Regions from separate parts of the Mus musculus genome. Here region 2 is linked to region 1. A link is a loop called in an ENCODE intact Hi-C map of the cell type or tissue named here. Cell type or tissue: left cerebral cortex. All regions are shown on one strand.

Region 1 (2,500 bases):
TCCGATTTATCTTTATTTACTCTCTTCCCCCAGGTCTCCTCATTCTCATGGTCACACTCCACTCCTCTATCTTTATTTCGTAATTCCTCCCTTGATGCTCCTGATTATGGATGAGAGTCTTGAGACTCACCAGACCCTTGGCAGAAGCCAGAGGGAGCACAGGTCAGATAGCATTCTCCTGTACTCCCACGGTCTGCTCTTCCAGATGTTCTGATTGTATCCTGTCCCCTGTCCCTTTCCTGAGATCCTGCCTTCTGCCTTCTGTGTGCCCCTGGACACTCTCTGAGTCCCCATCTCCTCTGCCTCTAAACTGCCTGCAGGAGTTATTGCAGGAGACTCTGCAACCCCTCAGTGTCATCCCTCAGGCACAACAAACATCTTACTTCTCTCTGTATTCCGAAGTGGAAAAGGCCATTTGATTATGCAGACATTACACATGTGTGTTCATTAAAATGTCTGTCCAACAAGGAAATGGGGGTACTGTGGACCAAGAAATTGTAAAAGTTAGCCTGTTGCTCTTGGTTTCTGGGCTCAAAAACAGTCAAATTCCTCCCTATACTGTGGGTTCAAGTATATCTTCAGCTTAAAATATTGACTTCTAAGCATAAGCACTTATTACTAACATAGGTTAAGCATCTTTGGTAAAAAAAAAAAAAAACACTATGTTATTAACAGGAAAAAGTCAAAGTGCAAAAGCCTTGGAATTTATAACTGTATGTATTTTTATCACCTGAATTTTTGTTCTTGAGGGAACTGAAAGCTTACTTTTAAAAGTCTAGGGCAGGTGTGTTGCTCAAAATGGTGATTTGTTTCTTTTTGCTCATTTGAGACAAGATCTTGCAATGTAACCCAGGCTGATTTCAATTTTGCAATTTTCCTACCTCAGCCTCCACAGTCCTGGGATTACAAGTGTGTGCCAACACACCTGACTCTCCATTTTTCCTCTTAACAAAAGAACATCTCTACCATCAAATGCAAATATAGCAGCAGACATTATGAGCTAATTAGAATTGTAAAGTACCCATTTGTTAGCTTTCTCTAAATAACTTTTTTTTTTGGCTGATTTTAAATTCTGGTGAGAACAGGAGCACATAGCTTCTAAAAAGTCATGAAGCTTCATGAATATCTCCTCTAGTTTAGGAGCGAAGACATTAATTCCTGGATGACACTAGTCTGTCTGAACAATTTAGGCTGTGTACATTCACAGACAAATCAGCAGCCTGAAGAGCTAAAAGCTGAGTAGCACTTAAAATAAATGCTTTGGTCCTTCCAAATAACCAGTGGCTTAGATTCTATTTACTCAAGCTATTTCTGAATATTATGATTCATAATATATCAAAATACAGAAAAATAATTTCTGTAATAATATATTTAAGTATTTTATAAATGAAATTTATAAAGTAGAAAGGTTTGTTTTTTTTTGTTTTTTTTTTTTTTTTGTAAGCTACACTTCATATAAACAAAATCACTGAGAGCCTTGGCATCTGTGATATCATCTCAGGGCTGTGTTCAAATCCATCAGGCCAGAAATCTGTGATTAAGCAAATGAGGGGGGAAATATAAGGGAAGCTATGCGCAGAAACAGGAACTTTGATATTTGACTTCAATTTCACCTCCTTAACTTGAACCTCCTCTCCAGATGGATTTAAAAATACCAGTACAACCATGCTATACCATTTGTGGTATTTATTGAGTTTCTTTTATTCATGAATACTTTGTTGGGTTCAGTACTATTTCTTACCTTTCAGAGCTATTGGTCCTCTTTTAGAGAAAGTTCTGTTTGGTAATGGGGTGCCGGTGTTAGAAGTCTTGTTTCACAACACAGGCTCTGATCAATGGATCTTCAGAGAATAACTTCACTGGAGTCAACTAGTGTTGTGCGATTGTAAATGCATTCATAGTAAAAAGCCGCTGTTTAAACTGTAAAATATATCATCTGTTTGTCTGCCTGCCTGCCTGCCTGCCTGCCTGCCTGCCTGCCTGCCTGCCTCCCTCCCTCCCTCCCTCCCTCCCTCCCTCCCTCCCTCCCTCCCTCCCTTTCTCCTTTTTTTCCTGTCTGTCTTTCTGTTTTAACTCCCCACAGGAATGGAATCCTTAGGTGCATATTCTCTATATAAATTGTTTCTGTGACGTTCCCTGCCTTTATTTATATGTGATTCTCCACCACCATTTAGCACGGAAAACATTCTCCCAGAAGCCACCTCTAGTGGTTTCTAGTGTGAAGCTGTAGTTGCTGTAAGATTTATCCAGTTTTGTTGTTACAAAAACTGAGAAAGGTATCCAGTGCTTAGCAGTATTTAGAAGCCGAGGACCATAGCCCTAAGCAATGAGGAGGGAATGACCACAAGAGGGCGCTCTGAAGAACAATGACAGACCGGAAAGAGAATCTGGCCACTTTGTGTGTTTTCCAGAATCAAGCAAGACATTTCTGTAAAACATCTTTCCTTAATTTTAAAGACAGTTTTATGTTAATCGGCAAAGTTGTCTGGCCTCTATTTCT
Region 2 (2,500 bases), 120 kb before region 1:
CCAGAGATGACTATTCTCTCTTAGCTAATACTAGTCTAAGCACTGGTGTTAGTAAATAGATCACACTTTGTCTTTAAGAGTTCATGATGGGAGGTTCATGATGGGAGACTGCAGAGAGGCCTCCTTTTGATTCCCCTGACTATGTTTAGTGGTGTGCACTTGTAACCCCAGTGCTGGAGAAGCAGGGTCAGGCAGATCCCTAAGATACATTGTACATCCAGCCCAGCCAATTTGTAGAGTGCAGGCCAATCAGAGACCTTGCCTCACACAATGGTGCAGATGGCGACTACCTTAGTTTCTTTTCCTGTTTTTATGTTAAAATACTCCCACAGAGCAACTTAGCAGAAAACAGGCTTATTCTGGCTCACAGTCTGCAGGTCAAACTGTGGTAGGACAGAAAGTTAAGCTCGGAAGGGTGTGAAGCTGACTGGAGTCACAATGCGTCTCTCCAATCAAGAAGCAAAAAACAACGCAAGCAGAAATTTCAGTGCTCAGCTCCTTTCTTCACCTTATAAAGCCTGTGAACGACCTGTCCAGGGAACGGTCACACCCACAATGCAGATGAGTCTTCCCCATCAATGGGTGCCGTTAAGTTGTCTCCCACAGGCAGGCCCAGGGGCTCATCTAGAGGATTCTATATTTGGTCTGCTTGACAATTAACAGTCACCACCCCAGCACCTGTGGAACAACACCCAAAGTTGTTCTCAGGCTGCCACTTAAGCGCTCCCATGTACTTGCATGCACACACATATAGACACACACACACAGACACACACACACAGACACACACACACAGACACACACACACACACACACACACACACACACGGCGAAAGCATATTGAACACGGTGTGTGTAGGTCTGAGTCTAGGAGGATTAAGGACTAAAGAGGAGCAGTGCAGAAAGGTCTTCTAAGGCATGAAACCTTTCGAACAAGATTAACCGAAATAGCACTCGTCCCAACAGAGGTGTGGAGAAAAAAACCTCTCTACCTGTGCCAAGACAAACTGATGTGGACAGGCGGGGAGTTAGGAGCAGGTTTTTGTTGGGGAACATGTAATGCTTGAGATGATCTAATTCATTTTTAAATCTTCCATATGAGTTCAGCCCAAAGCTGCCCTGGGTCCCAGCTTAGCCATTCAGGGAGGCTGGCATGCTCAGCTCTGAGTCCCTGTGAGCTTCCCTGTCACCTCCCCTGGGGACTATCTGAGGTGGAAATGAGTTCATCAGGCCGCCTTTGGGGGGAGCTGCTGGGCTGTCCCCTGCAGTGTGAATTGCTCTTTTGCAAATCAGTGCATGCCTTGCTCCCCCATCTGCTTCCTATATCGCCTTCTCTTCCTGTACAAGAGAAAGTCTCACTTTTATTGTGAAATAAAGAGAAAATTAAGGGCTCCTATGTGGAAAAGGTTCTCCCTTGACCTGTGCACGTTCCATTTATACACCCACAGTGTACAGTGGAGACACACATATAAAGCTGCCTGGTTGCTACATTTTAAAGGGCTTGTCGGAATTTATTTTAGTCATCTGACTTATGAAGCCAGGCAACATCTGATTTACAGAAACCACACTCCTCCTGTTTGGATAATGACTGCATCAATATGACCTCTCTCTCTCTCTCTCTCTCTCTCTCTCTCTCTCTCTCTCTTTCACTCATCTGCCTCTGTCTCTCTGTGTGTCTCTGTCTCTCTCCCCTTGCTCCCTTTTTATGTGTACTCATCTGTCTCTGTCTCTCTCTGTCTTTGTCTCTCTCTGTCTCTGTCTATCTCTGTCTCTGTCTCTCTACCCTTGCCCCCTTTTTGTGTGTACTCATCTGTCTCTGTCTCTCTGTCTGTCTGTCTGACTGTCTGTCTGTCTGTCTGTCTGTCTGTCTCTCTCTCTCTCTCTCTCTCTCTCTCTCTCTCTCTCTCTCTCTCTGTGTGTGTGTGTGTTGTGTGTGTAAGAAAAAGTGTGAGGGAAGACTTGGGTTTGCAAACAAAATGGTCTGAAAGAAGAGCCTTCTGAAATTGTCATCTCCAGGGTCTGTCTCTCTCCCCCTGAAAGCAGCTGTGTTCCCTCAGAATTGCAGGAGACTCTCTGGAGGCTTGGCACCCTGGTGTGAGGACAGTCACCAGAGACACATTGTCTGTAGTGTTAATATGCAAATAACATGGACACTGCCACTGGTTTAATCTCCCAGTTGGCATCTGAACACAGGCAGTTGTTCTAAAGTCATAATTAGCTGAACCCTCAGGGGAATCTCTTTCCAAGATGCATGTGAGTGCTTATGAGTGTCATCAGGATGCCTCTGTAGCCAGTTCATTCAACTAACTAGACACCTGGCAGTGCTCTGGTGTCTTTTGGACTGCTTCCATAGGATGGACGTGGACATTATCAGCACTGCCCACAATCTGTACAGGAATTCCAGGGTGATGTCACACTATGAGAAACTTTTATTTATTTCTAAGGTTTATTTTCTACTAACAGAAAAATAGAGATTCACATGATTTTTACAGTATGGTGT

The links. A loop is a pair of places that touch in the nucleus more often than their neighbours do. Peaks named below come from ENCODE experiments on the same cell type or tissue, not always from the same donor. Only the 100,000 strongest peaks of a DNase experiment are listed, where the experiment ranks them.
Region 2: a loop joins it to region 1, with 2.0 times the contacts of the local background. A loop is called at or near these places in 2 of 42 quality-filtered maps.

The regions. Positions count from the first base shown.
Region 1 is chr3:39,998,673-40,001,172 of GRCm38, reverse strand. No RefSeq gene overlaps it. Among named protein-coding and RNA genes, the nearest start is that of Gm46834, 290 kb to the right of the region's middle. In left cerebral cortex, a CTCF peak has its summit at 2,345 (motif pointing right); DNase peaks (open chromatin) are centred at 975, 1,126 and 2,350.
Region 2 is chr3:40,119,425-40,121,924 of GRCm38, reverse strand. No RefSeq gene overlaps it. Among named protein-coding and RNA genes, the nearest start is that of Gm30184, 330 kb to the left of the region's middle. RefSeq lists an enhancer at 1,305-2,350. In left cerebral cortex, a CTCF peak has its summit at 1,242; DNase peaks (open chromatin) are centred at 1,253 and 2,198.